Regions from separate parts of the Homo sapiens genome. Here region 2 is linked to region 1. The links are chromatin loops, found by intact Hi-C in ENCODE. Cell type or tissue: HepG2. All regions are shown on one strand. Links, peaks and the distances in the headings refer to the core of each region. The heading gives the core; the rest is flanking DNA. Region 1 overlaps RALGAPA2 (Ral GTPase activating protein catalytic subunit alpha 2). Region 2 overlaps CFAP61 (cilia and flagella associated protein 61).

Evidence for each region. Hi-C counts contacts between places; a loop is a spot of excess contacts. Peaks named below come from ENCODE experiments on the same cell type or tissue, not always from the same donor. Only the 100,000 strongest peaks of a DNase experiment are listed, where the experiment ranks them.
Region 2: it touches region 1 in a loop (26-fold over the local background); 4 of 110 quality-filtered maps call a loop at or near these places.

What each region holds. Positions count from the first base shown.
Region 1 is chr20:20,585,088-20,601,788 of GRCh38, reverse strand. It overlaps RALGAPA2 (Ral GTPase activating protein catalytic subunit alpha 2), which reads left to right. Exons shown (of 40, transcript NM_020343.4): 16 at 1-107; 17 at 10,475-10,612; 18 at 12,424-12,521. Among named protein-coding and RNA genes, the nearest start is that of RALGAPA2, 120 kb to the left of the region's middle. In HepG2, for the core only: CTCF peaks have their summits at 7,437 (motif pointing right) and 8,009 (motif pointing right); DNase peaks (open chromatin) are centred at 7,458 and 7,988.
Region 2 is chr20:20,121,422-20,138,122 of GRCh38, reverse strand. The region is part of intron 8 of CFAP61 (cilia and flagella associated protein 61); the gene reads right to left. Among named protein-coding and RNA genes, the nearest start is that of CFAP61, 77 kb to the right of the region's middle. In HepG2, for the core only: a CTCF peak has its summit at 7,496 (motif pointing left); a DNase peak (open chromatin) is centred at 7,472.

The DNA of each region.
Region 1 (16,701 bases), core at 3,089-11,088:
GCGGAGCCACCCAGATGTGACCGAACCGATGCGATTTAGGAGTGCCACCACGTCTGGAGCACCGGGAGTGGAAAAGGCAAGAAATATTGTTCGCCAAAAAGCAACTGGTAAACATTTATTTAAATGCTTCTCAAAAATCTAATTGTTATCTAAAATAAATTTATAGGCATAAAGTGTGTTAAAAATTCTACTCAAAATTTAAATATTAGACCTTATATTAAATGAAATGTCTCTACATCTTTTTAGCTTTATGCTCTGGTTACTTTTCAAATCACAGTTTTCAGTTACTTATTTCTAAATCCTCCATTGTGAGAAAGAACTTGTGATGTTGATATTGAGTGAGATATTTGTGCGAAATAGAGAAAATACAGGTTTTGTTTGAACCTTGAAGAAAATAGATTGTTAATAAATACACCAGTAGTTGCACTATTGTCAGTGTTAAACAATATTAATCTTTAGAGTGTGGCAACCTGTTTCAGCAAAGAAAAGGAGAATTTCAGGACTGGATAGACATTTTCATTTTTTGCTCCTTTGGAAAATTGAGCCTTTTCATGCCTGTGGATGTTATCTTTGCAGCGTATTTCAGTTAACAACTTGACCAACAACCCCCAGTTAATTGGACTACTTTGCTACATTTTACTCTTTTTTTCTTTTCTTTTCTTTTCTTCTCTTCTCTTTTCTTTTTTTTTGAGACAGAGTCTCGCTCTGACGCCCAGGCTGAAATGCAATGGTGTGATCTCAGCTCACTGCAACCTCTGCCTTCCGGGTTCAAGCAATTTTCCTGCCTCAGCCTCCTGAGTAGCTGAGATTACAGGCGCGTGCCACGACGCCCGGCTAATTTTTGTATTTTTAGTAGAAACAGGGTTTCACCATGTTGGTCAGGCTGGTCTCGAATTCCTGACCTCGTGATCTGCCCGCCTCGGCCTCCCAAAATGCTGGGATTACAGGCGTGAGCCACTGCGCCCGCCCTACATTTTACTTTTAAAACAAAAAGTGAACTCTTTAAAAAGAAGCTTGTATACGGCATTTAATAAGAATAAATAAAGCCACCTCCTCCCCAGTGACTTTGAGCCTGTAACTTAGGTTTAAGACAATTGTAATTGATATTTAACATGTTGACTTCAGAAAGTCGCAAGATCCTCTGGCCATAAAACAAAGATTCATTAAAGCTTAACATATTCTATAGTGCTTAGTAAAGGCTTAATACAGATGGTTTAGAATCCTGTTGGAGTTTTTATGAAAATATATTCCACCTTAACTGTAACTCTCTCATACTTTTTTGCTGTAGCATTTGCTGGAAATTATCACCTTATTTACATGCACAGCCTATTCTGCTTCTTTCTTTCTTTCTGTCATTCTCTCCCCTGAGGAGAGACCCAATTCTTTGTTAGCAGGCAACTTTTGAGGATGCTCATTCACTGATTTCCTTTCTCATTCCAATTCCTAAAAACTATTTGCTTTTATCATTGGATTCTTTTTTTGTTTTGTTTTTTGAGTCGGAGTCTCATGCTGTTGTTCAGGCTGAACCGCAGTGGAGCGATCTCAGCTCATTGCAACCTCTGCCTCCCAGGTTCAAGCGATTCTCCTGCCTCAGCCTCCTGAGTAGCTGGGACTACAGGTGCGCACCACTATGCCAGGCTAATTTTTTTTTTCTTCAGTAGAGACGGGGTTTCGCCATGTTGGCCAGACTGTTCTCGTACTCCTTACCTTAGGTGATCTGCCCGTCTCTGTTTCCCAAAGTGCTGGGATTACAGGAGTGAGCTGCCATGCCCAGCTCTTCTATCATTGGATTTTTTTTTTATTTTTTATTTTTTTTGAGACAGAGTCTTAAAAAAAAGCCCAGGCTGAAGTGCAGTGGTGTGATCTTGGCTCATTGCAACCTCTACCTCCCAGGTTCAAGCGATTCTACCACCTCAGCCTCCCGAGTAGCTGGGATTACAGGCATGCACCACCATGCCCAGCTAATTTTTGTATTTTTAGTAGAGATGGGGTTTCACCATGTCGGTCAGGCTGGTCTTGAACTCCTGATCTCAGGTGATTTGCCTGTCTTGGCCTTCCAAAGTGTTGGGATTACAGGCTCCCAGCCTATTGGGAATTCGAATAGGCAAAGGGTAGGAGAAAGGGCAGTAGGGTAAAAAGTTTGTTCCGGTTTTTGCAAATGTGTTACTATCATTTGTAGTTCCATTTCATTAATGTTAACTGATGTCATATGAAAATAGTAAAGCAGCAAGTAAATCTTTATATTTTTGTTTTAGAATAAAACTGATTTTACAGATTGTGGTTTTACATATATGAAGCACGTTTTCCTCCTATGTTCATTCAATTCCTCCAATATTTATTTGACTAGCAGTATATAGAAAACATAAGAACACCGTAAAGTAGACACTTAAGATGTATGGATTTAATAAGCATGAAATGTGACATAAAAGGATGGGTTTCATGGAGATTTTACCTTTTCCTCAAATATCAAATCTTTTAATGTTCAACTTGACTTTTATGTGTTCTTGAGCTTTTTGGATATTTAATTTACTAAATGATTTGCTTTTGAATACAGTCAGCTCTCAGCAAACCAACTTCTGAATGAAGGCCAGATATGCCCTCTCTCACCATGGTCTTTTTGTATTTGTCCTTTAGGAAAGGAAAACTGATTATAATGTCTGTCCAGGCAAATAACCTGAATGTGAATCTGATACACAGCAGAAAGAAGGAAAGGCTAAACATATAAAGCATTTCAAAATAAAATTATTTGTGGATTGCCCATTGTCCTGTGTCATGAGAATGACTGACTGAAAGTTGGCTGTATTTAGAGACTACAATTAAATACTATACTTTGTACTGACTTCCTTTAAAGTTTAAAAGTTTAAATGACCTCCTTTAAATGTTTAAAGAGAGCCCAGAAAAGTAATAATAATAAAGTGAAAGGTCCTATTGTTCTTCTGACATAATTATTACTTTATCTCTCCTGGAAGCTAAGCGAAGCCAGTCTATCAGCAACTGTGTCCACCTTTCTGAGGCTTTGCCTGCCACTAAAAGCGTCCCGCTCCTCCTTCACACCGTGAGCGCTCTCTTACCTGGTCTCTCTTACTCTTCTTGCTCTCACAGGCTGTCAGGTACTGTAATACTGTCTCATGTGTCCATCACTGTTCCTGGGCTTCTCCCGCTTGCCTCTGGGCATTGCTTCCTTTGTTAATATCCCCACATCACACACGTGCCTGACCATTACACTAGTGTTAAATTGCAATGAATGCTAGTAATTGCTCTTGTGTAGTTAGATACTTAATGGCAATTAGATAGTCAAGAAAAATTTCTATAACTTTGGTCTTGGCAATAACAATTAAGAAGGATAGAAGGGTTTTTCAGTCCATAGCTATTTAATAGGGGGAAATGTGATGCCTGCCTTAGTGTGTCTTCTATACAGTGCCCATAGAAAGTAAGGGGATTTTCATAAAAGTTTTGAGAATGTCAGTATTAGAATGCTTACTATGCCTTCCAAAAAATGAATAAACTAGAAAAATGTATGTAGGCGGGATCTACTTGGAGTTAATAAATCATATATGTGAAGTAATGACCAGTTATATAGATTTATACTATTGAAATTTGAGTGCAAAAGGACCAGTGCCAAAAAGCAGTAATTTCCAAAACAAAGAAACGTTGTTCCTGTACTTCAGCCAATTAAAATTGAATTTAGCCATGTGTGATTTACACACAGTACATTTTTTATTAAGATATCATAGCACCAAAAGTCATTTTTGGCCTACTTACTTCAACAGAAGGATTTACCTTTCTCTATATTGAATAATTAGGCCTATGTCTATTTATTTTTCAGTGATTCTAGGATGAACTGAATCTTCTTCCTTAAAAGAGAAAGATCATTTTCATGATCTTTTTTATTTTCAGAAATTTGGCGTTGTAGATTAGTATTTTTTGTTGTTGTTGTTTTTGATTTTTTTGAGACAGAATCTCTCTCTGTTGCCCAGGCTGGAGTGCAGTGGCATGATCTCGGCTCACTGCAACCTCTGCTTCCCGGGTTCAAGCAGTTCTCCTGCCTCAGCCTCCCGAGTAGCTAGGACTACAGGTGTGTGCCATCACACCTGGCTAATTTTTGTATTTTTAGTAGAGATGAGGTTTCACCATGTTGGCCAGGCAGGTCTTGAACTCCTGACTTCGTGACCCACCTGCCTCAGCCTCCCAAAGATTAGTATTTTTTTTAACATTGGAGATAACCTAATTGTGGCTTTCTGTAGTACTAAACTATGTCATACTGTGTTTTAGCAAAGCAAAATGAAAGCTTACGTTCTCTGATGGCTATGTAAATACCATATTACTTTATAGAATTTAAGGGAAGAAGTTTTACCAAGAGCGAGGACTATAATGTTTCTTAGAAAACTCTTTTTCTCCAGTAACTATTAAAGGTGAAAAACAGTAAGAATGGTACATGGGAAAATGGTCACTAGTCAATTACATTACTGTTGAGTTTTAACTGCCCAATTATTTGGTTTTCAAAAAAAGCTATTGTTTGGAGATGATTAATAAAGTATTTAAAATGATTTTACCCCCTGTTTGGCTAATACACACCCCAAAAGAATTTTTTTCATGGTGAAAAGTTTTCTTATGTCACAGTCCATTTTTTTCTATATTTTGTTTCTCTTAAGTTTTTCACTAGTTTGTCCAGAACATGTTCCCACAAGAAATCTCTTCCTATTAGTAATTTAATTTTGGAAGCTTTTGTTCTCATTCAATATTACATTTTATTTTACTAAGACTCTTGGTTCCTGTATATACGTATACAGTTCCAACTGAAGTTAAATGTGATTTAGAGCAGTGATTCTCAATTGGGGACAATTTCAACAATGCCTGGAGACATTTTTAATTGTCACAAGTGGGACAGTGCTAGTGGCAGCTTGTGGATGGAAGTCAGGGATGCTGCTGAATAGTCTGCAATGCACAGGACAGCTCCCAAACAAAGAATTGTCTGGCCCAAAATACCAGCTGTGCCGAGGCTGAGAAATCCTAAGTCAGAGTGAAATCAAGTGGCCTGGGCTCGGTCTGCAGTTTTCCTGCCTTTGCCATCTTTGTTCTTGGTTTTGTAGCACAAAGGGTGAAAGAACTTTAGAGTATAGTGACTTTGAGAACAACCTGACATTCCAACTATGATAGTGAGCTTCTTAGCCTGATGCCATTGGTTCTTTACTACTTAAAATGTTGCCATTGTCCTTTATGACTGTCCTATCAAGAGACTGACCCAAGGGCAGATTGTATATTCTCCACTGGTTGGCACATTAGAGTATTGAATTTGCCCTCCAATTTAAATCCAAGTATGTAGGCATACCCCACCAACATACTGCTAGATAATATGACACTTAATTTTACTTTCTGGCACAAGCTCCTTACCCTATCAATGATTGCTAATTTTGTTTACATTTAAGTTAACATGATTGCTAATTTTGTTTACATTTAACTTTTTTTGTTTTTGTTTCTAATCTATGTGATTTAGAAACCCACCAAAATTGTTTTAATAATATAAGCAATAGACAATTACTTACTTTTAGCTACGATTGTTTGTTTTTCTGATCTTTTGGGGACTGTATTTGGCGGCAGCAGCAGAATTTTGGGTGGGTTGTTCATATTCTGGGAGGAAGAAGTGACGTTTGTATTTTGGAGTCACAACCACCTGTTTCCATTAATATGAATAGCTACATAAAGAAACACAGTTGGGGAGGTAGGACTGGCACTTTTTGTGATTTTCTTTTATTTGTTTTTTTCCCTTCGTGAGAACAGTTCTTTCCAGCTGTTCTACAGTTTTTTTGTTTGTTTGTTTTTTGTTTGTTTTTTTTTGAGATAGAGTCTTGCTTTGTACCTCAGGCTGGAGTGCACTGGTGCGATCTTGGCCCACTGCAACCTCTGCCTCCCAGGTCCCAGTTCAAGCAATTCTCCTGCTTCAGCCTCCCGAGTAGCCAGGATTACAGGCATGCCATGCACAGCTAAGTTTTTGTATTTTTAGTAGAGATAGGGTTTCACCATGTTGACCAGGCTGGTCTTGAATTCCTGAGCTTGTGATCTACCCACCTCGGCCTCCCAAAGTGCTGGAATTACAGGTGTGAGCCACCACGTCCGGTCTGTTCTACAATTTTAACTGCTTTTTAGGTTAAAACATTTATCAATCTGTAGCACTTACAGATAGTAGATTTTATTTTTCTTTTAGGAATATTGTAATAGTAGTAATGAGAGGATCAACAATCTCCCCTTATTCTAAAAAAGCATATTGGAATGGTATGGCAAACCTTGCCTCGCTGCTTCTGCATCTGGTTTGTGTGCTTCTAGGAAGTGCTTTTTTGTCAGGACCTGGTCTGATTTACCCTTGGGAAGTTTGATCTTGTGGGAAACCTCAAGATGCTGAGCTGATATGCATTTCCTATGCTTTTTATAGGATCAGATTGGTATCATGCAAGGTGTTTTAAAAATTAGGAAATTATACTATTTATTTTGCTTATGCAACCTTGTATAAGGGATAAATGGAACTCAGAATTTTGGTTATTGAAGAATGAGCCTCACTCCACTTACTAAATGTAAGACTGAGTAAGGAAGACTTAAAAAGTGAGTGAAATTGCTGTGAAAAATAGAGATCTGGAAAAAAAAATAGAAGTTACTGAAGAGCTTACACACTTAATTTGATCACACTGCCTTTTCTCAGTGGAAAAAAATGAAATTAAGTAATCCTTATTTGATCATTTTTCGGTGTTTCGAATGGAGCTTTAGAAAGTAATAGTTTAGGCCGGGCGCAGTGGCTCACTTTGTAATCCCAATACTTTGGGAGGCCAAGGCGGGTGGATCATGAGGTCAGGAGATCGAGACCACCCTGGCTAACACGGTGAAACCCCATCTTTACTAAAAATACAAAAAACTAGCCAGTTGTGTGCCTGTAGTCCCAGCTGCTTGGGAGGCTGAGGCAGGAGAATGCCATGAACTTGGGAGGTGGAGCTTGCAGTGAGTCAAGATCACGCCATTGTGCTCCAGCCTGGCCGACAGAGCGAGACTCCATCTCAAAAAAAAAAAAAAAAAAGAAAGTAATAGTTTAGTAATGGTATTGTGTAACTTACACTGTCAAGAGACGAGAAAGTTAGTGCTTTTAAAATCTGGGTAGTTGGAACTAACTAGGCTTTAGAGAGAGTACATTATTTGGTGAATCTAAGATAGAATTTAGCTCTTTGAAGTGATTTAAACAAATTGTGTGATATTCAAAATAGAAAATGCAATAGATCTAGGATGTATTATATAATTTTATTGTAACTGATATAATTCTTTCTCCATTTTAAATATCAGATAATCCTGTCTTTTGGTATTTGCATATCACTATTAAAATGATTTTCATTCGTTATGAAAGAGCAACTGCTAACAGCTAACCCCACAGAATGAGAGCAGATTTAACATAAATTGCTCTTTCTTAAATAAAATGCCAGCAGAGGGAGCCCAAGAACTATTTAAAAAGGAAAAATAGTATAAAGAAATTGTTTCTGTCATTCATGTATTCATTTATACAAAACATGTATTTAATATAAAATATGAGAAAATCCCAATAAATATACTGTTACAAATCAGGAAATTGGATTTAAATTGTGGGATAAGGAGAATTGAAAATTCTCTTTTCACACCATCTCAATTGATAGTCAACTACAGGAGTAGGTAGCTCAGGGCACCTACAACCCAACAGCACACTTAAGCATCGTGGCTCTCCCCTTCCTTCCCACTAAATCACGAGTGCTCCTGCCCTGCTACTGACCGCTATTCCTGAAGGCTTGGACTTTCTCCATCTGATACGTCCCTCCTGACAGCTTTATAAAAACAAAGCCTTAAAAGCTGCATTAGGCCAGCCTGTTGGGAAGGCAGACCAGCTGGTGGTGGCAGGCTCTCCGTCCGTCTGCTGTGTTGAGGACCAGTGGGGACGCTCTAATTTGGAAGCAATGGTGCTGTGGCTATATTGCATCCCACCAGATGGCGATGTTCTTTATCTTTAGGAAGATGCTGCCAGTGTTGGCTCAGCTCTTATTTGCTCCTGCTCATAGCCCAGAAACCAACATCTATCTGTTTTTGGCATCAGGCTTCAGAGACTAACTCTTCCCACTATCCATAAAAAATGGCATTTGCCAATTATAGTTTAGAAAGTTAGGAAGCTCTTGGGCTCCCCCTTCTGATACTGGATTAACCAGTAGATTCATTAACAAATATAAACTGTTCCCAGAAGGTTTCAACATCTTGCATAATTAGAATAAACAATTAGAGAAGACAGCCGGAAGGGCTGGCCCTATGGTGTTATTTGGCTTCTGTTGCTGAAGGCTGAAGAGACTAGAAATAGATCTGTGAGAAGGACGTAGTCTGTACTTTGGGATGTGTAAGTAGATTAAAAATGTGCACATATGCTTTGTGTTTCTCTGTAGAAAAATGAACAGTTCTTGGCTGTTCAAAAGAAGAGGAAGGCAAAGACAACCTGGGAAACATGAGGCTTTAACATAGCTGTCTTTTCTTGCTACCTTGGCCTATCTTTGCTTGTACTCCAAACAGTTTCCCACCAGCATCTGAAGTTAGACTGTGGGCTGGGCACCATGGCCCACGCCTGCAATCCCAGCACTTTGGAAGGCCGAGGTGGGCGGACTACTTGAGACCAGCCTAGGCAACATGGCAAAACCCCATCTCTGTGAAAAGACAAAAATTTTTTGGGTATAGTGGTGTGCACCAGAACTCCCAGGTACTCAGGAGGGTGAGGTGTGAGAATCAGTTGAGCCAGGGGGGTCGAGTGTGCAGTGAGCTGTGATCACACCACTGCACTCCAACCTGGCAACAGAGCAAAAAAAAAAAGTAAATTGATAAATTTTTGTAAGTGAAGGATCACACAAATTTCATAGTTTTGAGGTCTTGTAACCATATCAGCACACTATAAAATGCATTTTCATTTGGATAGAAAAAATAGCAACCTTTTGTTGAAATCCTCTGTATTAAATGTAGAATCTTCCAACATACTTCTTGCTTAAGGTGAGCCATCAGTTTGCCTTATGACTCAGATTAAAGGATTATACAGAGGGTGGCCCATTGACAGTGAGTTTCCATTTCAGGTGACAAACCAGGTGACCCAGCCAGTTAAGATAATACAGGCTGAGTTTTGATTATCCTCTTCTTAGTAGTAGTAATGAGCAAATTAAAATTTGTGGAAAATATTCTAGTTATGTGGATGTAAAGTTTCATGACTACGTCAGTGAGTGTGGAATCTAGTGAGAAACAGAGCAATGGGGCTTGCATGCAGGGCCAGGGAGCAGGTCCTGTAGGGGATATTCCCAGGGCAGCATGGTAAGGAGGGATGAGGGAGCAGGTGTGAGTTTAGCATAGGGGAGTGAACAGCAGGAAGAACAGAGTAGCAGGTGCCAACTGGGTTAGTACTACTGGAGACTAAAGTGAGCTAGAGTACCTTGCAAGGGGATCAGTATGTCCCGTGAGATCAAGGAAAGCCTGTGTTCACCCTGACTAGGATGTTTGACGAATCTCTAACAAGAGAGGGCTTTGGTGGGTTTTAAGAGGAGTGGCACAGCCAGATCTTTATTTTAGATGGACCATGGAGAGGATAAATATGAAGGTGGTAAGAAGAGAGGGACAGTGATTAGTGATTAGTTTGCAGGCTATTAAAACAACCTACGTAAAAGGTGGTGCAACCCTGAAGCTGTGACTCTAGAAAGAGAGGGTGGGGTGATAATTCCAGTGCCTTGGGTGGTCTTTAGAGATTAAAGTGTACTGTGCAGTTTAGAAATGAGCTGGGGGGAACTCATTCTATAGGGGAATATAGCTTGTAATAATACTGAGATTATCCTGTGGTCCCTACCCAGCTATGGTTTTCTATTTTATGTCTCATATATATTGGTTTTCTACAAATACCTGTGGATCATTCTGTACTTTAGAGAATAATTCAGCATTGCATTTGATGAAATAAGCCATTACATAACTATAGCATTTTATTTTGGACAGTTGGGCACTTACCTGTTAAAAAGGCATAATGCAGTAGAAATTCCCACATTTCCTTTCATCTTCCTTCAGGGTGTATGTGTGTGTGTGTGTGTGTGTGTGGTTTTCTGTTCTTCTCAAATGTACATTACCCATTCTGTGCATCTCCTGAATCTCTCTTTCCTTGGCATGCCTGGCCCTGAAATGTCAAATGACTTTTACAGTTCTTAACCTTTTATTGTGGCTTTTTTTCCTTTACTTTGATTGAAAAATAAAAGGCTTTATAGAACTTAAGTGGAAAAGGTACTCTTGGAGTAGAATATTAGGGGTTAGCAAGTGTAGGAAACTTGATCATTTAAATGCAGATTATCTGACTATAAATTATTTGTGAAAAGCATTTGAAACTTTATTTTTTAAATCGGTTGTTTTAAGTGGTGAATGTGTTTTTTAAAAACTTGAACTGTAACTTTGCATGTTTTGTTAATGCTCACAGAAGTGGAGGAGTGTCAACAGTCAGAAAATGCACCTGCAGCCGGATCTGGCCATCTCACAGTGGGACAGCAGCAGCAGGTCCTTCGGAGCAGCAGCACCTCCGACATCCCCGAGCCGCTGTGCTCAGATTCTTCTCAGGGTACATGATGTCTTCAGTGTTTAATACAGAACTATAGATTCTGGCAGAGGAATAAAAGCTGCATATAGTATTGCTTTGTACATATATTCTGAATATATTTATTTCAAGGGAATTACCTTTTTAATTTGATTAGAAGGATGTGATTTATGGCAATGAAATATTTGCACTATTTAAACCTGTTTATCTAAATTATTTTTATATATCTATATGTAGATATATACCCACTTTTTTAAAGGTTGGCATGTTTGAGGACGAGACAGGAGTCCAAGTGGCTGGAGTAGAAGGAAGACGGAGGCTGTTACAACATGAAGTCAAGTAGGGCATCAAGTTAGGTATTATGGAAGGCAGGGAGGCAGGATGGGGGCAGGGACATAGGGAAAGGGCTGTGAGAAGAGCCGTTAAAGTTGAAAATGAGAATGGAAAGCTGACCAGACTTGTGAAAAAGTTTATTAACAGCTTGCCGACTCTGCTGAGATGGAAAATAATAACTTTTAATAGCATTAATCTACACGGTTTCACCAACAACTTGCAGCAGCAACAGGGTGTGGAAAGCAGGGAGACAGATGGTTTGACCTGTAAACAGTGAAGAATAGATTTCTCAATGAAAGAGTGTGCTTAAAGTGTGTCTAGTATCATTGGAAATAGTTATTCTGTTTTGGTGTCATGAATTAGTTAAGAAATCAACTCTATTTATCAACAAGTTATCTCATATCTTTTAATGTCAAAGTCATGCTAGTCTCATCAGATGAGTAGGGAATTATTCTGTCTTAGAAATCCTCTGGAAATAAGAAAATACAGTAAAAGCTTCAGAAAATGTATTATCTGAAAGATTTTTGAAAGGTTTTGTATAAGGCTTTTTTTTTATACATATTTGGTAGAAACTACCAGTTGCCTGCATTTTTCTTGTAGGAATGTTTTAAAATATCATTTATATTTTAACATAATTTCACTTATGGAGGAGGAATAAGTTCAAGAAATGTGTTGTACAGTATGGTGACTGTAATTTGTAACAGTGTATTGTATTCTTGAAAATTGCTAAGAGAGTAGATTTTAAGTGTTCTCACCACAAAAAAGTATGTGATACATGTTAATTAGCTTAATTTAGCCGTTGCACAGTGTATACACATATTTCAAAACAATATATTATACATATTATATTAATATAATTTTTATATGTCAAGTTAAAAAATTAAAAAAGTTAAAATAAAATAGTTATAGGACTATTTAGATTTTCCATTTCTTGTTCTGACTTTGATAAATTATGTTTTTGTAGAAAAAAATTTTTTTTTTTTTTCAAATTTATTGCCCCCAGATTATTCATAAAATCCTCTTATGATCAGCTTTAGTGTTTTCAGGCTTTGTGGTGATATTCCCTTTTTTATTACTGAAACTGGTTATTTGTGCTTTCGTCAATCTTTATTCTCAAGCAATACTGAGGCACCTTACTGCTCTCTTCTTCCTGTTGGTTCATCTGGCCAACACAGGCACTTTTTCTCTGAGATACCTTCCCCAAGACCCCAGGAAGGGTTTTGTTGCCCTCCCCTGTGCGAACATAAATGCGCTAAGTGAACCTGTTGGCCACAGTGAACAGTAATCAATCCACTCTCTTCAGAGCTCTCTGTGGGCCAGAGACCAGGTCTAAAGTGTGGACTTGACCCATAGGCTGCTGTTTTGCCAGGCCCATAACTCCTGTTTTTACATACCTTAGAATATTTAAATTTAATAGTTACCTATATATAAAATCATTTTCCGGTTTTACTATCTGAAACATTCCTTCTATTTCCGCTACCCCCCTGCCCCACCATTTCTAGGTCAAAAGGCAGAAAACACACAGAATTCGAGTTCTTCAGAGCCTCAGCCTATTCAAGAGAATAAAGGACATGTGAAGAGAGAACATGAAGGAATAACAGTAAGATATTTTCAAGCCATTTCAGTTTGTCATTAAAAATAAACATTAATTAGTGCTCAGTAAGTAAATTTATTGGTGGCAGTGATAATTAAAATATTTTTTTCCATTTAGACAGTTTATAGGCCCAAATGATGTTGAGATCTTTTAAGATTTTGCTTGCTTTCTATGTAAAATTACAGTCACATTACAAAAATAGGAAAAAAATTAACATGAAAATGGAGTTCACCACCTGGTCTGTGTATGGCACTGTGTATTTTTAAGCAGTTACCTTTGCCTGTTAAACCTACGTTTCAGATTCCCCATTCCTGACATCCATTTAGGTAGCCTCTACCTGACATGAATTACTAGAATCAGTGAGTATTCACAAAGATGTTAGGTTTCTTAAAAAAAACAAAAAACAAAAAACATAAAATGGCATTTATTTAAATATATATAAAGTATAAAGAAGAAAATTAAAACATAAGCCCATAACTCATTCATGCAGATAACCCCTATTCATTTTTTTAAAATGTAGCATATATTCTTAGAAAACTCAAACATCACAGAAAGATACAAAATAAAAAAGGGAAGGCCTCTCCTTGCTCCCCTCCCACTGGACAATAACCCATGTTATGTTTCTTTTTTCTTTATTTTTAAAAAGGGCATGTACCAGTTTACATTTGTATATTCTGTTTTCAGCAATGAAATAAATACCCAGAAACCCACCATCAGCTTCAGATCATTTTGGCTTCTACACTCCTTCCTTGTTCCCTCTCTCTGCTATCTCCCCTCAGAGAGGGGCCTTATCTTGGCTTTGTGTTCATCATCCCCTTGCTTTGCTCTGTAGTTTTGCTATGTAACTATGTATCTCTAAACAGGATGTTCTTTAGTTGTCCTTACTTTTGAATTTTTTAATAAAGTATTGTTGCTTTGTTTACTCAGTTACATATTTTTAAGATTTATTCACATTGTGCTATGTAGCAATAGTTCATCAAGTTTTCTGTGATGTGGTATTCCACTATAAGTAGACCACAATTTATTTTTTCATTCTCTTGTTGGTTGACATTTAGATTGTTTCCAGCTTTTTGTTTTTGTGAAAACTGTAGCCATGTACATTCTTGTATGTGTTTCAGCATCTGCATGTTTAATGTTTTCTCTATGATGGCTATCTAGGAATGGAATTAATGACTTATAGAATAAAATAATTTCTTTACAAGATAACCCCTGTTCTCTAAAGTGGTTGCATCACTCATATTTTTGCCAGCATTGTGTAGAGCTCCCATTCATCTTCATTCTTGCCAACACTTTCTATTATCAGATTTTTTCATTTTTATTGGTCAACTGAGTGAAAATAAGATGTCTTATTTTGTATTTCTTAGACTACTAATAAGGTTAAAAATCTTCCCATATGTTTATTGGCCATTTTTGTTTCATCTGTGAAATGCCTACTGATGTCCTTTGTTGTTTTTCTATTTTTTGTCTTTTTCTCTTTATTTATATTTACTAGCTCTTTGTATGGTATGAATACTGATCCTATTTTGGTTATGTTTGTAGCAAATATCTTCTTCCAATATATGGTTTATATTTTTACCTTCTCTAGGGTATCTTTTGATGAACAGAAGTTCTTCATTTTGATATTCTCTATTATCATTTTTATTGTTGAGGCTTTATGGAATTTTTTAAAAGTCTCAACTACACAGGAATAAAAATATTATATTTATAAATGTTTCAGGTTTGCTCTACAAATTTAAGTCTTTTATATATTTGGAATTGATTCCTGTTTATGGAGTGAGGTAGGGATCCAATTTCATTTTTTTTCCTGAATAGATAACTACTTGTGTCAGGTCCCATTTATTGAATTAATTTTTCTTTATTGATCTGAAATGCCACCTCTCTTTCATATGTGCTATTTCTGAGATATGTAAGGCCTCCTTTTGGTGTTTCTTATCTTGATTCTTGGTTACTTTATCTTTCGGACAGTACAACATCTCAGTTACTATAGTTTTCCCACCTCTTTCTCCCTTTTCCTTCTAATGGAAGTTATTTTTCCATAATCTTTTGTCTTTCTTTGTTGCTGAGAAGTCTTCTGTCCATCCGGTCCTGTCTGGTTATTGTTCCTTGCTGTTTTTGTTTGTCCTTTTCCTTCCATTTCACTATAGTATATTTAGGTGCAGGAATCTTTTGGTTCGTATGTTTGTTCTTTTTGGTATATGCTATGTGCCATGCATCTGTAAGTGCTTGTCTTCTGTCATTTCTGGAAAATTCTTGGTAACATTTCTGCATATATTGTCTCATTTTTTCCTCATTGGTACAGTGGTATCTCCACCTGTTACATGGGACACTGGGGTTTTAAAAAAAAGAACACAAATATTGCCTCTTTTATATTCTCTCTTTGCTTTCCTCCTGGAATTCTGGGTGGAAATATATTAGACTTTCCCATTCTGTCTTCCTTGTCTCTTAAATGTTTTTTATATTTTCTATTCTCATTGGCTTGGTGTTTCCTGGATAATTTTATCAGCTCTGTCTTTCATCAGTTCAGTAACTTTATCTTTACTGTTAATATTTCCATTGAATTTTTTAGTTTAGCAATTATGCCTTTTATTTCTGACAGTTCACGTTTATACTTTTCAAGCATATCTTGTAATTTCTAATAATCTTTTGTTGCTTGCTTGTTTTTGTGATTCCAACTTTTATTCCTTTAAAATGTTTACAAATTGCAATTCTGAATTTTTTATCTGATTATCTGAAATCCTTGGGGGATCTAAATCTGATATTTGTTGTTTCTGAGATTCTTACACATGGTGATTTATTTTCTTTAGTGTTTGGTGATGTTTTATTATGGGTTCCTAGCTGGCTGATCTTAATCTGCAGAAAACGTGGATTTCTAAATTGATGACATTTCAACAGTATGTTTGCATTTGTTTCTTGCACCACATGGAGAGTGCTACTTTAATCCTGGAGTCTTGGTCCTCTTGCCACTGGCAGTGGTACTATTGGATTTACCCTTGCAATAGCCACGTTTCACTGCCCTGGTTTCTGCTCACTTTTAAGGGTTGAAGGTAGATTTCTTGGAAGTTTCTTTTACTTCCTGTGAGCCCCAAATTGCAACTAAAGTTTTATGTAGGATCTGGTTCTATGGCTGGGAGGTATTGTGTCTCTCATATAGTTAGAAGCAGAAGAGTCTACATTCTGTTTTTTAACTAAGGAAATATTCTGTGCATATTTCCTCTTAGCACATTAGATATGTATCATTCTTCTTTAAGGCTGTGTAATAGTTTTTTCATATAGTGTTAATCCTCTAAATCTTCTAAATATTTTATTCATGGCTTGCTTTTTATTAGCTTAATAATTATTCTTTCTTTTAATTTTTTTTCCAGTTTTGCCATGGTCAACATTTGTGGGGCATTCTTTTTTTTCTTTTAACTCTACATCTTGTTCCCCACTTGAACCTAAGGTTCAAGGCCCACTGGCAGCTGTGTCTTTTTAGAAGGTCTGCATTTCTTATTTTTGTCCTTCTTCACCTGGGTGCCCTGCATGGCCTGGTATAACCAGCATCTCTTCCTGTACATAGAACTTGCTGATTACCACCCAGTACTTCCTGCCTTGAATCCCCTCCTGTCTTCCCTCTACCACTTCATGTCCATTGCTGTCTTGAACAGCTCTCCTATAAAGCTGAGCCAATTAAGGCAACAGTTTATTCTGCATCCCCTTCAGAGGCAGTTTATTTGCATATTTTGCTTATATACATTATAATTATTTTGTGTAATTTGTGTATGTTTTGTCTCTCCAAGCAAATTATAACTTATTAGAGGATGCAGATTTCCTCCTGATTTTTTTTTAATCCTGTGAATTTAATACAAGGTTAAGCAATGCTCAGGAGAGTCTGTGGCATGCTTAACTAGGAAGACACTGAATGGACCTTTAGATCTCTGGGTGGAGTTTGCGCCTTCCCTACCAGCACACTTATCATTTGTGTGCATAACTTATGCCTCCTAGAGCATTGTGTTCACAATATATGTGTGCCTGACCAGAAGAACAAATAGAACTTTAAAACAAATTCCTTCCATATAATTTAGCATTCCTTCTTAGATCAATTTAATTGGATGGATGTAAGTTGACAAAGTAGAGGATATAAATTAAAGTTTCAGATCTTGAGTAACATAAAATTAAATATAGTGATTTGTGAAAACATATCCTTCAA
Region 2 (16,701 bases), core at 3,765-11,764, 460 kb after region 1:
GGATCCCAGCTCAGCCACAGTTGGATAGGGCACCTGGCAGAGTCACAAGGTCCCTATTCCAGGCCCTGGCTCCTGGATGACATTCCTAGACACACCCTGGACTGGAAGGGAAGCTGCTGCCTTGACATGAAGGACCCAGTCCTAGTAGGATTCATCATGTGGTGACTAAAGAGCCCCTGGGCCCTGAATAATCAGCAGCAGTAGCCAGGTAGTACTCGCCATGGGCCTTGGGTGAGACTAAGAGCTGTGCTGACTTCAGGTGTGACCGGCACATTCTCAGCTGTAGTGGCTACGAGAAGAGACCACTTCTGCTTCAGAAAAGCAGAGGAAAGAGTAAAGGGGACTTTGTCTTGAGCTTAGGTGTCAGCTTGGCCACAGTGGGGAAGAGCACCAAACAGGCTCTTAGGGTCCCCAGTTCCAGGCTTTGGCTCTTGAATGGCATCTCTGGACCTACTATAGGCCAGTGGAAGAGCCCACTGCCCTGAAGGATGAGTCCCAGGCCTGAAAGCATTCACCACAAGCTGACAGAAGAGCCCTTGGGCCTTTAGTGAACATCAGTAGTACCCTGGTAGTACTCCCTGTGGGCCTGTGGTGGTGGTGGACATGGGGAGAGACTCCTTTGCATGGGAAAAACGGAGGGAAGAGCGGAAAGTACTTTGCCTAGTGCTGTCACAGTCAGGCCAGCTGCAGTAGAACAGAGCACCAGATAGATTTCTAAGGTTTCCTACTCCTGGCTCTGGCTCCCAGACAGCATCTCTGGACCTCTGTAGGGCCAGGGGAACTTGTTGCCCTTAAGGGAAGGACATAGGCCTGGATGGCTTCATCACCTGCTGATTGCAGAGCCCTAGGGCCTTGAGAGAATGTAGGTAGTGGTTACAGTGGGCCTTGGGCAAGACCCATGGCTGTGCTGCCTTAAGGTTTGACCCTTTGCAGTCACAGTGGTGGTGGCCACAAGGGTGCTTTGTGTCACCCCTCCCCCAGCTTCAGGTGGCTCAACACAGAGAGAGAGACTTCATTTGTTTGACAGAAAGTAAAGGAAGAGAATAAGAGTCTCTGCCTGGTAATCCAGAGTATTCTTCTGGATCTTATCCAAGACCACCAAGGTGGCACCTCTACAAGTCTGCAAGAACCAAAATGTTACTGGGCTCTGTGTACCCACCTAATGCAGATATAGATGCAGTGACCAAAAACTTAGTTCACAACATCCAAGTTCCTTTGAATACCTGGAAAGCCTTCCCAAGAAGGAAAAGTACAAACAAGTCCAGATTGCAAAGACTACAATAAATATCTAACTCTTCAGTGCCCAGACACTGACAAACATCCACATGCATCAGATCCAACCAGAAAAACATGACTTCGCCAGACTAACTAAATAAGGCACCAGGGACCAATCCCAGAGAGACAGAGATGTAGGACCTTTCAGATGGAGAATTCAAAATAGCTGATTTGAGGAAAACTCAAAGAAATTCTAGATAGCATGGAGAAGGAATTCGAATCCTATCAGATAAACTTAACAAATAATTTGAAATAATTTTAAAAATAATGCAGAAATTCTGGAGTTGAAAAATGCAACTGACATAATGAAAAATGTATCAGTCTCTTAATAGCAGAATTGACTAAGCAAAAGAAAGAATTAGTGAGCTTGAAAACAGGCTATTTTAAAGTTAACAGTCAGAGGAGACAAAAGAAAAAAGAATAAAAAAGAATGAAGCATGCTTACAGGGTCTAGAAAATAGCCTCAAAGGGAAAAATCTAAGAGTTATTGCCCTTAAAGAAGAGGTGGAGAAAGAGATAGGGATACAAGTTTATTCAAGGGGATAGTAACAGAGAACGTCCCAAACCTAGAGAAAGATATCAATATTCAAGTCTAAGAAGTATAAACACCAAGTAGATTTAACCCAAAGAAGACTACCTCGAGGCATTTAATAATCAAACTCCCAAAGGTCAAGGGTAAAAAAAGGGACCCTAAAAGCAGCAAGAGAAAAAAAAACAAATAATACACAAAGCAGCTCCAATACGTCTGGCAGCAGACTTTTCAGTGGATACCTTGCAGGCCAGGAAAGAGTGGCATAACATATTTAAAGTGCTGAAGAAGAAAAACTCTTACCCTAGAATAGTATATCTGGCAAAAATATCCTTCAAACATGAAAGAGTAATAAAGACTTTCCTAGACAAACAAAAGGTATTTCATCAACACCAGACCAGTCCTACAAGAAATGTTAAAGGGAGTTCTTCAATCTGAGAGAAAAGGACATTAATAAGCAATAAGAAATCATCTGAAGATACAAAACTCATTGGTAACAGTAAATACACAGAAAAGCACAGACTATTATAACACTGTAATTATGGTATGTAAACTACTCATAAGTAGAAAGATGAAAAGATCAAAAATAATAACTATAATGTTTCAAGACATAGTACAGTAAGATATAAATAGAAACAACAAAAAAGCCAGGAGATAAAGTGTAGTTTTTTAGTTTTCTTTTTGCTTGTTAGTTGTTGTTTGTTTATGCAATCAGTGTTAAGTTGTCATCAGTTTAAAATAATGGGTTATATTATTTGCAAGCCTCATCCCTCAAATCTAAAAACATACAATGGATACACAAAAAAACAAAAAGCAAAAAATTAACATTGAGCACAGACAATTCTTTCAAGGAGTTCTTTCTGAAGAGTGAGTAAGTCCTTATTTCTTGACATGTTTTTGTGCCATGGTTGGCCTCATTTCCTTTTGTCTTCTTCATAATTGTGTTAGTTTCCTGTTGCTGCTGTAAAAAATTACCACTCACTTAGTGGCTTAAAACAACAGGAATTTATTCTCTCACAATTCTAGAGATAAGAAGTTGGAAATCAGTATCCCTGGGCTGAAATCAAGGTGTCAGCAGGCCTATGCTCACTCCAGAGGCTCTAGGGGAGAATCTGTTCCTTGTTTCTTCCAGTTTCTGTTGGCTTTGGCATTCCTTGGCTCGTTACATCATTCCAATCTGATTCCATAATCACATTGCCTTTTCCTTTTCTGTCTTTATAATCTCCCTCTGTCTCTCCCTTATCACAGGATGCCTGTGATAGCATTTAGGGCACCTTAGATAATCCAGGATAATCTCCTTATCTCAAGATCTTTAATCACAACTACAAAGACCTTTCAAAAAAAAAAAAGGTGACATTTACAGGTTCCAGAGATTATACAAGGGTGTCTTTAGTGAGGCCATTTTTCTGTCTACTTTAATAGGCACCTGTGGCTGACTGAATGCAGTGTATTTACCCAAATGCTTACTAGGAAAGTCAAACTCTCTACCTGTCCAAATCAGAAATGATTGTTACCATCTCAGCATCTTCATCAAATAATCCATTCACTCTTATTAATCTCACCTCACAAAATGGTTCCACCATCTACCCAGTTTCTGAAATCATCCTTGATAGTCCCCTTTTCCACAATCTCCTTTCCCCATATCCAATAAAATATCAAGTTCCATTAATTATCTAAAATACCTCCCAGATCTAATCCATAGTTATTGTTCTGGTTCAATCCCTCCTCATCTCCTTCCTGGACGCCATAGTGGCCTTTGTAAAGTCTTCCTGTGAACTAGAAACTGAGCATGTAATGCATTCTAATTAAATATTTCCAATGGTTCATCATCACATATGACCGATGTAATAGAATAGAATCCAAACTCTCTTGCAAGGCATGCAAGGTCTTGATTGCCTGGCCTCAGTTCTCCTGTCCTGCTTTGTCTCCTGCCACTCCCTCACCTGATGCTCCAGCAACACTGAACTTGTACTTTCCCCCAATAAGCCATGGTCTTGAATATCTCCTTATTCTACACTCTTTGATATCACTGCTAGGAAAATCTTTCTGCTTATTCACCTAGAAAGCTCCAATTTGCTTTGAAGTTTTACTCAAAAGCTTTGAGGTCTATGAAGTCTATGTGGAGGCTATGAAGTCTATGTGGATGCTCTCAAGATGACTTAGGTGTAATTCTGCTCTGGTCCCACCACACTCTTTTATCCTTCAAGACAATGATGTTATTGTAAAGTTGTTTGTCTTGCATGTTTATCTTGTCATTGGCTGGTACTGGACTCACTACATACTAGACTATGTTCCTAAAGTCTAGTATATGGGATGCACTCAGTATTTGTTTAATGACTGAATGAATGACAAGAGGTTGATAATAAAGTCCACAGTGATACAAAGAAAGATACTAGGCGGGTTGCATGAAAGGACAAAGGGCTTTTCTCAAAATTTTCAGTGAAACTCCTCCTACCTGGGATGTGGTGTAGACTCCAGGCCAACCAGTACAATAAACTTGAGCTTAATACGTTGACAATTCCCAAATCACCATCTTGAGATGAGACTTGGGATAAGGTCTTAGCCTCCTCCAGGAAAACAGATACCATTTCCCCATTCTCATTGTATCACAAATCAGGAGACCAATCTTAAGCTGAAGTTTGTGTCTCCTTAGGTCAGGAAAAAGAAGACCATGACAAAAGTCATCAGCATTCTTCTTTTTGTGTGTGAACATGGGTTGCAATGATGACTCTGATTCTTCATATTCCCTGTATTTAGGCCCTTTGCTTCATGTGGCCCCCTCTCACTCTGATTCTGGGTTTAATCATGTGACCTGCTTGGACAAGTGGCATGTGTTAGTTCAAAGCCTAAACCTTCTGAGGTCTTGCATGTTTCCATTTGCTCTCTTGTGCCTCTGCCCTCTCCATGAGAACCTGTACAAGATAGCCTCCTAAAGGATGAGAGGGACATGCAACAGAGCCAAAGCCTGACTAGATCACCTGTCAGCCAAAACACTCCAAGACATGTGAGTAGACTCAGCCAAGATCAGCAGAGCTGCCTAGTTGACACCAAATGCATGAACAATACATGCTTATTGTGGTATGCCACTGTAGTTTTGTAGCTGTTTGTTAGTAGCATTATTGTGGCAACGGATTATTGACGCAGTTGCAAGAAGTAATAGAATCAACAAAATCTTGAGGCTGATTCTTTGAAAATGCCAATTAAATTAACATATCACTGGTGATAGTAAGAAAGAATAAAACACCAATAAATAGTACCATAAATGAAACACAGGAATATAGAGGACATGTAGAAAGTAAGATGGTAGATAAAAACCCATAAGAACATTAAATGTAAATGGACTAAATACTCTAATTAAAAGACAATAATTATGACACTAGATTAAAAACAAAGCCTACCAAACTCAATGCTGTTTATGGGCAACACATCTAAAATATAAGAAAATAGAAAGGGTAAAAATAGAAGGACAGGAAAAAAATATGGCATGTAAGTAAAAATCAAAGAAAGCTGATGTGGCCATATTAAAATCAGAAAAAGTAGACTTCAAGACAAAAACATCACTAAAGAAGGAAACTTCATAACTGATCAAAATTTCAAGGAAGATAGAATAATTTAAAAATTATGCCTTAAATAACATAGACTTAAAATCTATAATGAAAAAAATGATAGACAGCCTATGAGTAGGAGTCAATAAATCCATAATCAAAGCAGGAGATTTTAACACACCTCTCATGAACTGCTCAAAAAAGTGATAATATTAATAAGGATAAAATATGACATTATTAGCAAATATGACTGATTTATACAGAACACTGAACCTAAAAATTATGGGATTCACACTATTTCCATGGACTCAAGGAATCCTTACAAAAATGGAACATATGCTTAACAAAGTTGGAAGAATTAAAAACACACAGAGTAGGTTCTCTGACTGCAATGCAATTAAACTAAAGCCTAGTAAAAAACAAAACAAAACAAAAAACGAGGATATCCTGGATGGATAAAGAAAATGTGGCATATATATATATACAACAGACTATTATTATTCAGCTTTTAAAAGGAAGGAAAATCTGCAATATATAACAATATGGATGAAATTTGAAGACACTATGTTATGTGAAATAAGCCAGGCACAGAACAAATAATACACAATTCCACTTTTATAAGGTATCTAAAATAGTGAAATTAATAGAAGCAGAGAGTAGAATGGTAGTTGCTAGGAGCCTGAGAAGAGGGGAAAATGGGGAGTTGCTATTAAATAGGTATAACCTTTCATTTACACAAGATAAGTTAGTTCTAGAGATCTGCTGTACAACATCTACCTATAGTTAACAATTTTGCATTGAACACTTAAAAATTTGTTGAAAGAGTACCACAATTAAAAATAAAAAAACAAGAACATTCCCATGTTAATAAATAAATAATATTTTAAATAACTCGTAAGTCAAAGAATATATAAAATGAAATTTCAAACATATTGATAATACATACATTAGTTACATACCAAAACTTGTGGGTTGCAGCTAAGACCAAGAATAGAAGGATATTTATAGTTTAAATACTTATATTAGTATGGAAGAAAAGCTGAAAAATCAATGAGTTAAGAGTCTACTTAAAATATATATATATTAAAAAAACATCAAATAAGCCCAGGAATACAAAAGGGGAACTAATAAAGGAAAGAAAAGAAATAAACTTGGTAACAAATTATAGAGAAGGATCAAACAAGCCAAAAGTTGATTTTTTGAAAAGACTAATAAAATTGATAAACCACCAGTAAGACTGTTTAAGAAGAGAAAATGAACACAAATACTCAATATCATGAAAACTGAAAAAGGCAACATTACTACTTTGAACATTAAAAGTTGAATAAGAGAAAAATGAAAATGGCTTCAACTTTATCCTAATGCGTTTGAAAATGTAAAGAAAATGTATATATTCATATAAAAATTATGAACTACCAAATATAACAAATAGGTATATAACAATTTAAATTATAAACTGCAATTAAAAACCTTCCCACAAAAACTTCAGGTTCCAAAATGGCAGTGTAGAAGCAAGCTGGCTTTACTCCCCCTCCCCATCCACAAAAAAACAAAAACAAATACACAGCACCCAGGTTATTACCAGCAATATCCCAGAACTCAAATATGAGAAAGAGACAGTTCCTAGAGCCACAGAGAAGTGTAAAAACTGAGTAGATGGTAAGAGAATCAGACTTCTGTATCTATGACACACTTTCCCCCAATCTGCCCAGTACAAGTGTATGGAAAATTTCCCTCAACTCACAGTTTCTACACAGCAAACTGATATTGAGGTGGACAACCAGCTTCCCTACTATCTTGGGTTCCCTGGCAGGAGATCGGTTCCTGCCTCAACTCATGGAAGGCATCAGGTATACTTGAAGAAAGAAATATCCCTAAACACAGCCAGAAACAAAGTGGGGAGGTGGGACTATCATCCTCAGCCATGGAAATTCTGCTCTGTAACTCAACCAAAGGAGACTCCAAATTAGCATGGCAGTTCAGCAGCACCACACTGTAGGAGATTTGTTCCACAGGTCCCCTGGGCATGAACCCCTAGCTAGCCTTCCCACACTACTGGGATATCCCTTTGGGACCTCCTCCATTCAGGATGGGTGGCACTCTGACTGTTTGCTAGAATTGATGCAAACCTGGGCTTAAAGTGCCATCTAGTGCCAAAAAGGAGGCAGCTACCTAGCAGGGGGAAAAAAAAGAAAGTCAGCAGGTAAATTACACAGAATCTATAAGCAAATATCCCAATAAAAAACAAGCCAGAGGGAGAATGGAACAAATAACTTCAACTGTCCTTCAATTGAACTGTCCTTCAATGCAAGACATAAACACACACCACAAGAAACATCAGGAAACATGGAACTATGGTCCTCTCAAATTGATAAAGCAAGGAGCCAGTGACTGACCCTAATAAGACGGCAATATGTGAGCTCTATGATCAAGAATTCAAAATAGCAGTTTTAAGGAAACTCAGTGATCTTTTTTTTTTATTTCTGAGACAGAGTCTCGCCCTGTCACCCAGGCTGAAGTACAATGGCATGATCTCAGCTCACTGCAACCTCTGCCTCCCAGGTTCAAGTGGTTCTCCTGCCTCAGCCTCCTGAGTAGCTGGGATTACAGGCACGTACCACCACACCCGGCTAATTTTTTGTATCTTTAGTAGAGACGGGGTTTCACCATGTTGGCCAGGCTGGTCTCAAACTCCTGACCTCATGATCTGCCCGCCTTGGCCTCCCAAAGTGTTGTGATTACAGGTGTAAGCCATCGCGCCCGGCTACTCAGTGATCTTTAAGATAACACAAAAGAGCAATTCATAAATTTATCAGATAAATTTAACAAAATAATTGAAATAACAATTTAAAAAATCAAGTGGCTATCTTGGAACTGACAAATACATTTGCTACTGAAAATGTAGCAAATAAACTGAAAAATTCACTGGAGGCCCTCAAGAGCAGAATGGATCAAGCAGAGGAAAGAATCAGTGAGCTCAAAGACAGGCTATTTGAAAATACATAATCAGAGGACAAAAAAGAGAAAAGAATGAAAACCAACAAAGACTGTCTATAAGATACAGAAAATTACCTGAAAAAAACAAATCTAAGAATTATTGGTGTTCAAGGAGTTGAGCAAGAATAGGGGTAGAAAGTTTATTAAAAAAAAAAAAAACTTTCCAAAATTTGAGAAAGAGATAAATATCCAGGTACAGGAAGATGAGAGAGCATCAAACAGATGTGACTCAAATAAGACTCCCCCAAGGCATATAATAAACTGATCAAAAGTCAAGAATAAAGAGAGGATCCTAAAAGCAGCAAGGGAAAAGAAGCAAGTACAGAGCTCCAATTCATCTGGCAACAGACTTCTTCACAGAAACCATACAGGGCAGGTGGGAGTGAGATGACATTTTCAAAATTGCTGAAATTAAAAAACTTCCTTTGGAGAATACTGTATCCAGCAAACTTGTCCTTTAAATATGAAGGAAAGATAAAAGGCTTTCCCAAATAAACAAAACTTGAGAGAATTCACGACAAACAGACCCATCTTACAAGAAATGTGAAAGGGAGTTCTTCAATCTGAAAGAAAATGAAACCAATGATTTGTACAAAAAGAAGACATCTGAAGGTATAAAACATACTGGTAAAATTAAGTACATGGACAAACCCAAAATATTCTAATACTGTCCTTGGGGAGTGCAATCTATTCATAACTCTAGTATGAAGTCCAAAAGAAAAATCTGTCAAAAACAATAATAGTTATAACTATTATAATAATAGTTATAACAATTATAATAATAGTTATAACAACTTGTTAAGAGATAGATAGTATAAAAATATGTAAATTGAGATAACCAAAAGTCAAAATCTTGGGGAATGGAGTTAAAGTATAGAGCTTTTTTCTAGATTTTTCTTTGATTTTATTTTTTGTGATCGAAGGTAAGCTGTCATCTTTTAAAAATAATGTGTTATTTCTGTAAGGTGTTTTTCATAGGCCTCATGGCAACTATAATGCAAAAACCTATCATAGATACACTAAAAATAAAAAGCAGAAAAGTAAGCAATAGTTTGGATCATCATGGCGGACGGGAGGCAGGACTAGATTGCAGCTTCAACTCGGATGGATAAAGCAGCGTGCAGAGGCTTGCATTGTGAATTTTAGCTCCAGATCAATGGCAAAAACAAACCAGCAATCTTGAAAGGACCCGCAGACCCTCTGAAGGAAGCAGACTGCCTCCTGCAGAACCCGGGAGACAGCCCAAATACTGTGAGTGCCCCAACTGTGAAAGTGGGAAAGGGAGATCCTCCTCTCCCAAATACATACCCCCACTGCAGAAACTGGAGGTCTGTTTGTGGGAGAAATTTCTGACCTTACCTGGAGCTGAGTCAATTTAGAGAGCTGAGCGAAATATAGGGGTAGAGGAAGCAGTGGGAAAGGCCCTGGGAACTCGCTGGGTTCCCAGGCAGGCCATTCCTGCCTGGCACCACAGGGATCCATCAGAAGGGCGGCCAGAGGAGTGGGGAAAAACACCACGGGGAGAAGGAAATCTTCAGCTGAAGTTTGTAACAATTTGAACTGGTGGTGAGAAGCCTCCTGGCCAGAACTCGGGCAGAGGGCATGAATCCAGTGTGCAGTCTCCACAGAAGGGGGAAGAACCAAGCCCTTTTCTTTCTCAGCTGGGAGGTGGGCAGCCTGGGGCAAGTTCTCAAGCCTAGCTCGCCCATCACATGGAAACAGACTACTGGGTGGGGCACAGTGGGAATGAGACTGGCCCTTTGGTTTGCATGGGAGCTGGGTGAGGCCTGTGACTGCCAGCTTTCCCCAACTTCCCTGACAACCTGCATGACTCACCAGAGGCAGCCATAATCCTCCTAGGTACACAACTCCACTTACCTGGGAACCTCACCCCCATCTCCCACAGCAGCTGCAGCAAGACCCACCCAAGGACAGTCTGAGCTCAGACATGCCTAGCCATGCCCCCTACCTGATGGTCCTTCCCTACCCACCCTGGTAGCTGAAGACAAAGAGCATATAATTTGGGGAGTTCTAGGGCCCCATCCACCACCTGGCAGGAGGCCAACCAACACAAAAATAGAGCATTAAACCACCAAAGCTAAAAACTCTCACAGAGTCCATTTCAACCCCCACCCCGACCCCACCACCAACCGTCACCTCCACCGGAACAGGCACTGGTATCCACGGCTGAGAGACCCACAGATGGTTCACATCATAGGACTCTATCCAGACAACCCCCCGTACCAGCCCAGAGCTGGGTAGACTTGCTGGGTGGCTAGACCCAGAAGAGAGAGAACAATCACTGTAGTTCAGCTCACAGGAAGCCACATCCATAGGAAAAGGGGGAGAGTACTATATCAAAGGAACACCCTGTGGGACAAGAGAATCTGAACAACAGCCTTCAGCCCTAGACTTTCCCTCTGACAGAGCCTACCCAAATAAGAAGGAACCAGAAAACCAACTCTGGTAATATGACAAAACAAGGCTCTTTAACAACCCCAAAAAATCACACTAGTTCACCAGCAATGGATCCAAACCAAGAAGAAATCCCTGATTTACCTGAAACAGATTTCAGGAGGTTAGTTATTAAGCTTATCAGGGAGGCACCAGAGAAAGGCGAAGCCCAATGCAAGGAAATCCAAAAAACGATACAAGAAGTGAAGGGAGAAATATTCAAGGAAATAGATAACATAAAGAAAAAACAATAAAACATTCAGGAAAAATTGGACACACTTATAGAAATGCAAAATGCTCTGGTAAGTCTCAGCAACATAATTGAACAAGCAGAAGAAAGAAATTCAGAGTTCAAAGACAACATCTTCGAATTAACCCAATCCAACAAAAACAAAGAAAAAAGAATAATAAAATATGAACAAAGCCTCCAAGAAGTCTGGGATTATGTTAAACGACCAAACCTAAGAATAATCAGTATTCCTGAGGAAGAAGAGAAATCTAAAAGTTTGGAAAACATATTTGGGGGAAAAATCGAGGAAAACTTCCCCAGCCTTGCTAGAGACCTGGACATCCAAATACAAGAAGCACAAAGAACACCTGAGAAATTCAACACAAAAAGATCATTGCCTAGGCAAACTGTCATCAGGTTATCTAGAGTTAAGATGAAGGAAAGAATCTTAAGAGCTGTGAGACAAAAGTACCAGATAGCCTATAAAGGAAAACCTATCAGACTAACAGCAGATTTCTCAGCAGAAACCCTATAAGCTAGAAGGGATTGGGGCCCTATCTTCAGCCTCCTCAAACAAAACAATTATCAGCCAAGGATTTCGTATCCAGAGAAACTAAGCATCAGATATGAAGGAAAGATACAGTCTTTTTCAGACAAACGAATGCTGAGAGAATTCGCCACTACTAAGCCTCCACTATAAGATCTGCTAAAAGGAGATCTAAATCTTAAAACAAATACTGGAAACACATCAAAACAGAACCTCTTTAAAGTATAAATCACACAGGACCTATACAAAAATACATGTTAAAAAGCAAAAACAAAAACAAGGAACACAGACAACAAATAACATTACGAATGTAATGGTACCTCACATCTCAACACTAACATTAAATGTAAATGGCCTAAATGTTCCGCTTAAAACATATAGAACTGGAGAATTGATAAGAACTCACCAACCACCTGCTACCTTCAGGAGACTCACACATAAGGACCCACATAAACCTAAAGTAAAGGGGTGGGAAAAGGCATTTCATGCAAATGGACACCAAAAGCAAGCAGGGGTAGCTACTCTTATATCAGACAAAACAAACTTTAAAGCAACAGCAGTTAAAAGAGACAAAGAGGGACATTATATAATGGTAAAAGGCCTTGTCCAGCAGGAAGATATCACAATCCTAAACATATATGCACTTAACACTGGAGGTCCCAAATTTACTAATTACTAATAGACCTAAGCAATGAGATAGACAGCAACACAATAATAGTGGGGGACTTCAGTTCTCCACTGACAGCACTGGACAGGTCATCAAGACAAAAAGTCAACAAAGAAGCAATGGATTTAACCTATATCTTAGAACAAATGGACTTAACAGATACATACAGAACATTTCATCCAACAACTACAGAATGCACATTCTATTCAATAGCACATGGACCTTTCTCCAAGATAGACCATGATAGGCCATAAAACAAGCTTCAATAAATTTAAGAAAATTAATATTACATCAAGCAGCCTCTCAGACCACAGTGGAATAAAACTGTAAATCAATTCCAAAAGGAACCTTCAAAACCATGCAAGTATGTGGAAATTAAATAAACTGCTCCTGAATGAGCATTGCATCAAAAATGAAATCAAGACGGAAATTTAAAAATTCTTTGAACTGAAAGACAATAATGATACAACCTATCAAAACCTCTGAGATACAGCAAAGGTGGTGCTAAGAGGAAGTTCATAGCCTTAAACACCTACATCAAAAAGACTGACAGAGCACAAACTGACATTCTAAGGTCACATCTCAAGGAACTAGAGAAAGAAGAACAAACCAAACCCAAACCCAGCAGAAGAAAGGAAATAACCAAGAACAGAGCAGAACTAAATGAAATTGAAACAAAAAAAATACAAAAGATAAATGAAACAATAAGATGGTTCTTTGAAAAGATAAATAAAATTGACAGACCATTAGCAAGATTAACCAAGAAAAGAAGAGAGAATATTCAAATAATCTCATTAAGAAATGAAACAGGAGATATTACAGCTGACACCAATGAAATACAAAAGATCATTCAAGGCTACTATGAACACCTTTATACACACAAACTAGAAAACCTAGAAGAGATAGATAAATTCCTGGAAAGATAAAACCCTCCTAGCTTAAATCAGGAAGAATTAGATACCCTAAATAGACCAATAATAAGCAGTGAGGTTGAAATGGTAATTTAAAAATTACCAACAAAAAAAAGTCCAGGACCAGACAGATTCACAGCAGAATTCTTCCAGACGTTCAAAGAAGAATTGGTACCAATCTTTCTGACACTATTCCACAAGATAGAGAAAGAAGGAACCCTCCCTAATTCATTCTATGGATGAACCAGGAAAGGACATAACCAAAAAAGAAAACTACAGACTGATATCCTTGATGAACATAGATGCCAAAATCCTTAACAAAAAACTAGCTAACTAAATCCAACAACATATGAAAAAGATAATCCACCATGATCCAGTGGGTTTCATACCAGGGATGCAGGGATGGCTTATCATATGCAAGTCAATAAATGTGATACACCACATAAACAGAATTAAAAACAAAAATCAAACAATCATCTCAATAGATGCAGAAAAAGCATTTGAAGAAATCCAGCATCGCTTTATGATTAAAACTGTCAGCAAAATCAGCATACAAGGAACATACCTCAATGTAATAAAAGCTATCTATGACAAACCCACAGCCAACATGATATTGAATGGGGAAAAGTTGAAAGCATTCCCTCTGAGAATTGGAACAAGACAAGGATGCCCACTCTCACCACTCCTCTTCAACATAGCACTGGAAGTCCTAACCAGAGCAATCAGACAAGAGAAAGAAATAAAGGGCATCCAAATCAGTAAAGAGGAAGTCAAACTGTCACTGTTTACCAATGAGATGATTGTTTACCTCGAAAACCCTAAAGACTCTTCCAAAAAGCTCCTAGAACTGATAAAAGAATTCAGCAAACCTTCTGGATACAAGATTAATGTACAAAATCAGTAGCTCTCCTATACACCAACAGCAACTAAGTGGAGAATCAAATTAAGAACTCAACCCCTTTTATAATAGCATGCAAAAAAAAAAAAAAAAAAAAAACTTAGGAATATACATAACCAAGAAGGCAAAAGGCCTCTACAAGGAAACTACAAAACACTGCTGAAAGAAATCACAGATGAAACAAACAAATGGAAACACATCCCATGCTCATGGATGGGTAGAATCAATATTTGTGAAAATGACCATGCTGCCAAAAGCAATCTACAGATTCAATGCAATCCCCATCAAAATACCACCATCATTCTTCACAGAATTAGAAAATACAATTCTAAAATTCATATGGAACCAAAAAAGAGCCCGCATAGCCAAAGCAAGACTAAGCAAAAAGAACAAGTCTGGAGGCATCACACCACCAAAACAGCATGAGAGTCACCAAAACAGCATGATACTGGTATAAAAATCGGCACATAGACCAATGGAACAGAATAGAGAACCCAGAAATAAACCCAAATACAGCCAACTGATCTTTGACAAAACAAAAACATAAAGTGGGGAAAGGACACCCTTATCAACAAATGGTGCTGGGATAATTGCCTGGCCACATGTAGGAGAATGAAACTGGATCCTCATCTCTCACCTTGGAAAAACCAACTCTTAAATCTAAGACCTGAAACCATAAAAATTCTAGAAGATAACACTGGAAAAACCCTTCTAGACATTGGCTTAGGCAAGGATTTCATCACCAAAAACCCAAAAACAAATGCAATAAAAACAAAGATAAATAGTTGGGACTTAATTAAACTAAAGAGCTTTTGCATGGCAAAAGGAACGGTTAGCAGAATAAACAGACAACCTACAGAGAGGGAGAAAGTCTTTACAATCTGTACATCTGACAAAGGACTAATATCCAGAATCTACAACGAACTCAAACAAATCAGTAAGAAAAAAAACAAACAATCCCATCAAAAAGTGAGCTAAGGACATGAATAGATAATTCTCAAAAGAAGATATACAATTGGCCAACAAACATGAAAAAATGCTCAACATCACTAATGATCAGGGAAATGCAAATCAAAACCACAATGCAACACCACCTTACTCCTGCAAGAATGGCCATAATAAAAAAATATATTAAAAAAAACAGTAGATGTTGGCGTGGATGTGGTGATCAGGGAACACTTCTACACTGCTGGTGGGAATGTAAACTAGTACAACCTCTATGGAAAACGGTGTGGACATTTCTTGAAGAACTAAAAGTAGAACTACCATTTGATCCAGCAATCCCACTACTGGGGATCTACCCAGAGGAAAATAGTCATTATACAAAAAAGACACTTGGACATACATGTTTATAGCAGCACAATTCGCAATTGCAAAATCATGGAACCAACCCAAATTGCCATCAATCAACGAGTGGAAAAAGAAACTGTGATATATATGATGGAATACTACTCAGCCATAAAGAGGAATGAATTAACAGCATTTGCAGCTACCTGGATGAGATTAGAGACTATTATTCTAAGTGAAGTAACTCAGGAATGGAAACCAGATATCATATGTTTTCACTGATATGTGGGAGCTAAGCTATGAGAACACAAAGGCATAAGAATGACACAAGCCAGGCATGATAGCTTATGCCTATAATCCCAGCACTTTGGGAGGCTGAGGCGGGAAGATCACGAGGTCAGCAGTTCAAGACCAGCCTGGCCAATATGGTGAAACCCCATCTCTGCTAAAAAATACAAAAATTAGCTGGGTGTGGTGGTGCACCCCTGTAGTCCCAGCTGCTCGGGAGAGGCTGAGGCAGGAGAATCACTTGAACCAGGGAGGCAGAGGTTGCAGTGAGCCAAGATTGTGCCACTGCGCTCCAGCCTGGGTGACAGAGTGAGACTCTGTCTCAACAACAACAACAACAACAACAAAAAAGAATGACACAATGGACTTTGGGGACTTGGGGGGAAAGCTGGGAGGGGGATGAGGGATAAAAGACTACAAATAGAGTACAATGTATACTGCCTGGGTGATGGGTGCAACAAAATCTCACAAATCACCACTAAAGAACTTACTCATGTAGCCAAATACCACCTGTACCCGAATAACTTACGGAAAAATTTTTAAAAAGTTAAAAAAAAAAAAGAAGCAATGAATTCAAACATGCTACCAGAGAAAACCACTTAGCCATAAAGGACAACAGTAAGAAAGGAAGAAAGGAAAAGAGGAGTCACAAAACCACCAGAAAATAAGCAACAAAATGGCAGTTGAAAGCCTGTACTTATCAGCTAGGTGCAGTGGCTTGTACCTATAATCCCAGCATTTTGGAAGGCTGAAGCAGGCAGATCACTTGAGGCCAGAAGTTCAAGACCAGCATGGCCAACATGGCGAAACACCATCTCAACTAAAATACAAAAATTAGCTGGGCACAGGGGCATGTGCCTGTAATTCCAGTTACTCGGGAGGCCGAGGCACGAGAATCACTTGAACCTGGCAGGTAGAGGTTGTGGTGTGCCAAGATTGAACCACTGCACTCCAGCCTGAGTGACAGAGCAAGACCCTGTCTCCAAAAATATATTTAAAAATTTTAAAAACTAAAAATAAAATCCTTACTTATCATTAATAACAATGAATTTAAATGAAGTCAATTCTCTAATT